Regions from separate parts of the Homo sapiens genome. Here region 1 is linked to region 2. Evidence: read pairs that join two places in POLR2A ChIA-PET (ENCODE). Cell type or tissue: GM12878. All regions are shown on one strand. Each heading gives the region's core, and the rest is flanking DNA. Links, peaks and the distances in the headings are about the cores only. Region 1 overlaps RUNX3 (RUNX family transcription factor 3). Region 2 overlaps CLIC4 (chloride intracellular channel 4).

Region 1 (4,354 bases), core at 3-4,002, 120 kb after region 2:
CAGGTCACAGGGGCCACTTTGTATGATTTCTGGAAGCAGAAGTGCAGATGGTCTAGGGAAGTGCCAGGCAGATGCCTCGGGCTCCCTGCCCGACCCCTCCTACTGCCTTTCCTCACTCTGAGGTCATTTCTCTGCTGGACCTCTTTCTCCTCCAACCAGCCCAGCACTCTCCTGGGGTCCCTGAGCCTCTGACCCTGCCAGCATTGTCCAGCACCTTCTTGGTTATGACGGGGAGTTTAGGCAGACAGCCCAGAGCCCTAGGGGCCAGACTGGAGACACGGAGGACTAATGGGTCCCAGTGCCCTGCCACAGGGCCCCGGGCCCACAGCAGCATTTGAAAGCTTACTAAAACCCTCCTTCAGGTCGCCCACCTTCTCAGTCAGGCCTTCCCTGGTCACTTTATCTGAAGTAGGCATTTTTAATTTTAATTAATTTTTTTGAGACAAGGTCTTGCTCTGTCACCCAGGTTGGAGTGCAGTGGCATGATCATAGCTCACTGCAGCCTGGACCTCCCGGGCTCAAGTGATCCTCCTGTCTCAGCCTCCTGAGTAGCTGGGACAACAGGTGAGCGCCACCATGCCCGGCTATTTCTTTTTTTCCCTTCCTTCTTTTCCTTCCCTCCCTTCCTTCCTTCCTTTCCTTTCTTTTCTTTCTTTCCTTTCTTTCTTTTTTTTTTTTTTCAAGCTTTTACTATGTGCCCAGGCTGGTCTTGAACTCCTGGGCTCAAGTGATCCTCCTGCCTTGGCCTCCCAAAGTGTTGGGATTACAGTCGTAAACCACTACACCTGGAAGGCATTTTTAACTTGGCTCCGTAGAGTTGAATGAGCCTGAGAACTAGGGTAGGAAAAAATTACAATTGTATTGTCCCTAACCTCTAACTGAAATTTAGCATCACTCTCAAGTACGAGCGTAGGCAACAAACCACAGAGGTATTATCAGCCGTACCTGTGACCTTGTCACCAACAGACGTCACAGATACTTACATATCACATTACAGTTGCTGCAGATTGCTCTAAATATCTTTTATGCTCATCACAACTTCAAAACCATGGTTGTCATTAGGCCCAATGCTAGATCTTATTTAATACATTGAATAAAGCAGCACATTTACCACAATTTTTAAAGTATTTTGCTATGTTTTAATAGAAATGGTTTCTATTGTAATACTTTGTATTTGATTTTATACCTTAAAAATATCATTGTTCTGAGAAAGGTGTGCGGGCTTCACCAGCTATCAGAGGGGCCCACAGGGCAAAAAAAAAAAAAAAAAAAAAAAAAGCGCTAAGCAGCTCAACCTGAAGTATCACAGGCCCTACCACTCCCTTTCTCTATTCCCTGCACCTGCTGGAATTTTCTCACAATGCATATGCTTTTAATAATCCATCTACTCATTTTGTCTCCTTCTACTAGATTATAACCTCCCCAGGGGCCCAAGTTTTTGTCTTGTTCATGCAGTGTCTCCAGCCCCTAGGACGGCATCCGGCACAGAGTAGGTGCTCAACAACATTTGTTAAATAAATTAAGGGCAGAGATAATGGCTCCCATTTTGCACACAGGTACTAACGTCCCGCTCCTGAGAAGTGAGAAGCCCCCACCCATACCAGGTAGCAAACCACATGCCACCCCTGAGGTCACCAGCACTCCTCGGCCGCTTCCACCAGCTTCCACGCCTGTCACCACCCCTCCCAGGTACAAAGGAGAGGAGTGTGGGGCCTAAGAGGAGGAGTGAGAGGGAGGGGCAGGAGTCCTGGACCTCGGGAGACAGGGAGCCTGGGGAGCAGGGGTGGGAGAAAGCTGTCTCCCTGAGTGCCCCTCAGCTACCCCGGCCCTGCCCAGCTCTCTCTCTGCCTGGCAGTGGCAAACCCATCCATCCCTCTCTCTCAGCCTCTAGATATAACTCTGTGCAGGAGTCCCAGGCAAACCTGCAATCCATCAGGAGCCCAGGAAGTGTAAACCCAGGCTCTCTGAGGGCTGGCCCTGGTTGCAGGGGAGAAGTCTTGGTCTGGGAAATGGGTTTCCTTTAGGGCTCCAGAAACTCCTCCAGGACCCATCATCAACCAGCCGGGGTGGCAGCAGGGCCTCAGGCAAGTCCTTGAGCATTCTCTGCCTGGGTTCCTATGTGTATAAGGTCCCCGCCCCACCCACAGGAGCTGCATGGGTGGGGGGAGGGGACGTGTCTCAGTCTCAGGGGACCTCGGGGTTTTCTCAGCTTCAGCCAAGAAGCCATTCATCTCTCCCCCAACCAGCGGTTCCCCTCAGCCTGCACCGGCACACTGCACCCCGAATCTCTGTCGACACACAGTTGCTTTTTAACCAGTTGATCACAGCTCGAGAGCTCATGTGCTTTTCATTTTCACTTAGGCCAGTGGCCGCCTGCTAGAGGGGCATTTTTGGGATTTGTGGTGGCGTGTGGTCAACATAGTGTTGGGGTGGCACTGCCAGCGTTAGGGGTGGGGTGCGTGTATGTGGTGGGGGATGCCAGCACCCAACGCTGCCCAGGGTGGTGAAGATTCAATTCTTCCTGGGAGGGAAAAACTTGCTTATAAAAGTTCTCTGGCTGGTCGCAGTGGCTCATGCCTGTAATCCCAACACTTTGAGAGGCTGAGGCAGGAGGATCGCTTGAGTCCAGGAGTTCAAGACCAGCCTGAGCAACACAGTGAACAACACCCCCATCTCTACAACAAATAATTTTAAAAAATCAGCTGAGCATGGTGGCGCATGCCTATAGTCCCAGCTATTGAGGTGGGAGGACTGCTTGAGACCAGGAGGTTGAGACTGCAGTGATCGCACCACTGCACCCTGGCCTGGGCGACAGAGCGAGACCTTGTCCCAAAAAAAAGTAAAAGAAAAAAAAATTATCTGAGTCATGAACCTAACTCAGTTTTACATAAAACAAGGGTTTTTTTTGTACTTTTAATATCTACTGAATTTTCCAGAAGGAAAGACAGTTCTTTTTTTTTTTTTAATTTTGTTCAGCGCTTTGCCAACAGGTGTTGACAACTTCAGAAAGTCATGGTATTGGCAGCAAGGCCAGGTTCAGATTGAGCCCTGCCACCCTGCCTGTTCCCTCTGCTGTGGGCTTCTGCATGGAGGGCATTCGTCCACCTCATGGAGTCCTGTGGCCCCAACGTTTACATATTCAAATCAGTGTTTTATTATAAATTACTTTCCCTTTTTTTCTCCATCATAGCTATGGAATAACATAGTTTGCAACTGCATGTAAATAGGTAGGTTTCATTATTTATACATTTCAACGTAGAATAGTAAGGCTTGATATAAAATATGTATTGTAAGAAAGGCTCCTCGTGTCTGGCAGGGCAGGGACCTCAGCCCTAATCACTGCAGGAGACAGCAATGACCTGGTTTTCCTCCCTTCCTTTTCTTGGTTCACACCTTCAGCCCTGTTGTTAAGAGCTCTGTGGTGTTACTGGGTGCGTGTCTTTCATGGAAAGCCATCTTCCTGGAATTCAGACAGAATGTAGAACTAAAAATTGAGGCAACAAGCAGAGGTTTCCATCAGACTTCTTAGTTCTGGCAGAAGTCAAGAGACCCAGGCAAGGGTTCTGGGTCCCAACCCCCAGTCTTAACTCCCAAAGTGTCCCATCTCCTAAAGTGGCCCAGATTGTCACTGTCAACCACTGACTGTTCTCTCAGGTGGGAATTTCCCAGTCAGCAGGATGGGCACTGCAGATGTGTGTCTGCATGCCAGCGGACCCGGCACCCTCCTTCCTCCCTGCCAACCGCCTCCACCTCTCCCACTCAGCAGTTCACACCTTCTGGGTTTCCCCCACCCCCGCCCAAACCACACAGTAATCAGAGAATCAGTGGCTGTCACCGCTCAAAGGGACCTCAAAGTCCTCCTCCAGTCCCAGGCATTTGAAGTAACAAAATCTCTAACATGTATCCAGCTCTCAATATGCGCCAGCTGATACACTTGTGTCAATTTCCCTAACCTTCCCAAAATCTCATGAGGTAGGTACCATTATCATCCCCATCTCACAGATGAGGAAACTGAGGCACAGAGTGGTTAAGTCATTTGCCCAATGTCATCCAGCAAGTCATTAGCAGAGCTGGGACTCAAACGCAGGGTGGCTGATACTAGAATGCAGGCTCTCAAAGACCTCGAGCCTCTGAAGGCTGAACGCCTTAGCCACAGTTCCTCAGACATCGGAACTCCTCCTCAGATCACTTCCTGCCTCCCAGGACCACTGAGACTGGTTATGGACCTCTGAGAGGAGATGGATGAGAGAATGGTTTATAAACTCAGCCTCTTGCATCTCCCAGAGCCACAGTCCCAGCCTCGGCCATTCCTGCTACAAGGACAAGCTCCCAACCAACGCCTTGGAAACCCATT
Region 2 (4,391 bases), core at 63-4,062:
GAGGTGAGGGGCGCCTCTGCCCGGCCGCCCCTACTGGGAAGTGAGGAGCCCCTCTGCCTGGCCACCACCCCGTCTGGGAGGTGTGCCCAACAGTTCATTGAGAATGGGCCAGGATGACAATGGCGGCTTTGTGGAATAGAAAGGCGGGAAAGGTGGGGAGAAGATTGAGAAATCGGATGGTTGCCGTGTCTGTGTAGAAAGAAGTAGACATGGGAGACTTTTCATTTTGTTCTGCACTAAGAAAAATTCTTCTGCCTTGGGATCTTGTTGGTCTGTGACCTTACCCCCAACCCTGTGCTCTCTGAAACGTGTGCTGTGTCCACTCAGGGTTAAATGGATTAAGGGTGGTGCAAGATGTGCTTTGCTAAACAGATGCTTGAAGGCAGCATGCTCGTTAAGAGTCATCACCACTCCCTAATCTCAAGTAATCAGGGACAAACACTGCGGAAGGCCGCAGGGTCCTCTGCCTAGGAAAACCAGAGACCTTTGTTCACTTGTTTATCTGCTGACCTTCCCTCCACTATTGTCCCATGACCCTGCCAAATCCCCCTCTGTGAGAAACACCCAAGAATTATCAATAAAAAAATAAATTAAAAAAAAAAAAAAGAATAGTTGTATTAATGGGAAAAACTAGGGTTTGGCAGTGGATTCCTCTTGATGCAAGTGTCACAACATGATTTGCTATTATACTGATTTTTAAAACTATTAGTCTGTTCTCACATTGCTATAAAGAACTACCTGAGACTGGGTAATTCATAAAGAAAAGAGGTTTAATTGACTGGCAGTTCTGCAGGTTGTACAGGAAACTTGTCTGGGGAGGCCTCAGGAGACTTACAAGTATGATAGAAGTCAAAGGGGAAGCAGACATGTCTTTCATGGCCGGAGAAGGAAGAAGAGAGAAGGGGGAGGTGTTACATATTTTTAAACAACCAGATCTTGTGAGAACTCACTCTCTGTCACAGGAACAGCAAGGGAAGTCTGCCCTTGTGATCCAGTCACCTCCCACAAGGCCCCTCTTCCACCATTGAAAATTACAATTTGATATGAGATTTGGGCAAGGACAGAAATTTAAACCATATTATATATCAAGTCATGAACAGTGTCCAGGAAAAGATATTGACAGCCTATCACTTGATAAAGTGGCAGAATTAATCTATGTTATCCCTCTGAGCATCACATGCTGATAGTTACCTGAGAGCTATAATTCCATTCCAAGTTCTAGGTTAGTGTACTCAGATTTCTGTCATTCCCTTAAAATACATTTTTACTTACTGCTAGTGCATATATTTGAAATTTTACAGACTTTAAAATTTATTGAACATAAGCCATAAAGTCATCAAGGAACCCCTTTAGTTATGTATATAAATGTAGAAATAAGCCTTTGGGAATAGTGAGTTAAAACTACAAGCTCTTGGGAAGACATTACCTTATTCATGTTGGGCAGAGATGTAAGAATGAAATAAGTCATGTAGTTACCCTTCTATTACTGTTTTTTTTTTATACATGTGTACACAAAGCAAGTTTCCCAATATAACTCCTAAAAATAGAGTGTGCCACCAGGCACACACCCTTACTGTGTCCTAAAATACATGAATTTCTCCTATTCCATTTTTGGCTTGGAGCAAGTGAGTTGACTGCCATTCTTTGAAAAAGCTGTCATTGAATAGTTTAATACAGTGCTTTAATTGTGATACATACCAGTAATAGTGCCATAAACATGGGAATCTGGGTCAGAAAAGGAAGTAAACCCATTATAGCTATTTCAGAGTTGTCTGTTTCTTTTCATTTGCAGATTTTTTAAAGGCATTATTCCTATAGGTTGATTGATATTTGCAGATTTGTATATATATGTTAAAGTGTGTATGTGGAAATATGTGTAAGTGTATATGTTAAGTGTTTATATATATAAAAAGTGGCGCATGGGAGGTAGGCATTCAGGGCCTTATAATTAGAAAATATCAAAGAAGATATATGTTTATTACCTAGGGCTTTATGTAAAATCAATGGTAGAGAGCACTTAAAATTGAAGCTTATATTTTTTGGTCTTTAACAATCATAGGTCTCCAGTAAATATAAAAAATGCTTCTTAGGGCAACTAAAACTAAGCAAGTAGTACGTGATAATGAGTCTGTACCATCCCTACCCCCTAGTCATCAACTTCCCCTTCAGAGAGATAATTTATTTTAGGTTTGGTCTTTATTCTTCCAAATCTTTTCCTTTTTTCTTTTTCTTTTTTTTTTTTTTTTGAGACACGGTCTGCCTCTGTCACCGAGGCTGGAGTGCAGTGGCACGATCACAGCTTACTCTGTAGCCTTGAGCTCCTGGGCTCAAGTAATCCTCCAGCCTCAGCCTCCCAAGTAGCTAGGACTACAGGCATTTACTGCCATACCTGGCTAATTTTTTATTTTTAAGAGACAGGGTCTCCCTGTGTTGCCCAGGCTGGTCTTGAACTCCTGGGCTCAAGCAGTCCTCTGGCCTTGGTCTCCCAAAGTGCTGGGATTACAGACTTTAGCCACTGTGCCTGGCCTCGTCCAAATCTTTTCTATGAGTTTACACACTTGCAGTCTTGAACAAAATTTTAAAGAGAAAGTACCTCAAGAAAGTGAGCATTGGTTCAAAAAACAAAAACAAACAACCCACCAGTATATATGAAAGTTATCACAGAGGAATAAAACATCCCTGTAGTACTTTTCATAATATATTCTTAATCTTAAAACATTAAATGTGACTCTTTTTAGAAATCTTGGGGGAGAAAATATGCCTACAGTGCTTATTTTCCTGCTTTTCCTGGTAATTGCCTAATATCTTGGTGAGAAGTACTGACTCCAGAACAAACCAGTGGAGAACAATAGAACTCCTCTGAGAGTTACTTAGCAGCTCACTCTATGATTTGAAAAAAATGATTGTTACATGACATTTCATCCATAAGAACAAGCCCATTTCTAGTTCTGGCACTGTATGACATGTTCTCTTTGAATCTCAGTTGGCATTAATGACTATGCTGGTAGTATTCATGTGTCCCTTGTGAGGCTGTGAACAATCTCCCATTACTTGCCTGCCAGAGCAGCCTTCGTGCTTTGGTGGGAGTCATTTCCAAATCTAATTTTCTGTTCATATTGCAATTTAAAGAACGTTTAGATAGAAAAAAAAGGGCCCAGGCTTCACAAAGAATTTCAATTTACATCAACGATTTGAACAAAAGCTTCAGATAATATAAGTGAAAATACTAAAATTGGGGCAGAGTTAAAGATGTTCTGGCATGTCATCAGTTGGGAAACAACCATGGCATAGTATAGAAAATTTCAGGAGTGAGACCTAGCTGTGTATGGAGAGAGCTCTATCACTGATTTCACTGGGACCTGGGGCGAGCTGCCTCATCTTCCTTGGAGTTAGTTACCTTATATTTAAAATCAGGAGAAAAGGGAAAAAAACTTCACTTTTGTAATAGTTTAAAATGTTACAATGGAACTATGAAACTGATAGTTCTGCATATCTTAAAAGGCAGTTAGAAACTCAGAAAAAAATCTGATTCCCAAATAGACTCTTCAGATAGTTTTATCTTCATGATCATGTCTCTGTGGTTCCACCTTTCTGAAAACAGTCTTCAGTAACTTAAGAAATCATTTCAACTTCCATGATCTTCAGTAGCAGCAGCATGAATGACACATGCCAAGAGACTAAATGGAATGAGATAAGCCTGTCTTTCAGAGACATCATCTATTTCCTGCTGCTGTCCAGACAGGAAAGTCAGACTCCATTTTTCCCCTTTGTAAAGTTGACTTGAGCTACATGAAGCACTTGTTAGAACAGTCCAATTCAAGATAATTGTGCTTTATGACTGCATTCAGAATCACATGTGTACCCACTGTGTGTGTGGGGGGTGTGTGTATGTGTGTGCATGTGTGTGGGTGGGTGGGTGGAGGGGGTGTGTGTGGGTAGGTGGGTGGTGGGGGTGTGTGTGTATGTGTGGGTGGGTGGGTGGTGGGGTGTGTGTAGGTGGGTTGGAGTGTGTGGGTTGAGGGTGTGTGTGTATGTGGGTGGGTGGGGGGATGTGTGTATGTGGGTGGGTGGGGGGATGTGTGTACGTGGGTGGGTGGGGATGTGTGTGTGTGTGTGATTGAGAGGGGAGGGAGATATAGACACACAGAGAGGGAGTATTTTGTTGCTATGTCTTTATGTTCTTTTTTAAGACGATTTCAAAGATGATACATCCTGTTGAGGCTGCTAAGAGCTGAATTAATAGAATTATTAGTGAATGTTTTTCTAAACCTGTTATCAGTATACACTTTACTCCTAAACTGTTATCAAGATGGTAAAAATTATAGACTCTATATTTGGGCCAGGCAAAGTGGCTCACTCTTGTAATCCCAGCGCTTTGAGAGGCCGGGGCA

What was found. ChIA-PET counts read pairs that join two places held together with the same protein. Peaks named below come from ENCODE experiments on the same cell type or tissue, not always from the same donor. Only the 100,000 strongest peaks of a DNase experiment are listed, where the experiment ranks them.
Region 1: POLR2A ChIA-PET joins it to region 2 with 11 read pairs; 3 of 35 experiments call an interaction of 5 or more read pairs at or near these places.

The regions. Positions count from the first base shown.
Region 1 is chr1:24,921,530-24,925,883 of GRCh38, forward strand. All of the region lies in intron 2 of RUNX3 (RUNX family transcription factor 3), which reads right to left. Among named protein-coding and RNA genes, the nearest start is that of MIR6731, 4.3 kb to the left of the region's middle. In GM12878, for the core only: no CTCF peak of the experiment used is centred there; DNase peaks (open chromatin) are centred at 2,222 and 3,882; H3K4me3 peaks cover 2,867 bases; H3K27ac peaks cover 3,258 bases.
Region 2 is chr1:24,800,482-24,804,872 of GRCh38, forward strand. The region is part of intron 2 of CLIC4 (chloride intracellular channel 4); the gene reads left to right. Among named protein-coding and RNA genes, the nearest start is that of CLIC4, 57 kb to the left of the region's middle. In GM12878, for the core only: no CTCF peak of the experiment used is centred there; no DNase peak of the experiment used is centred there.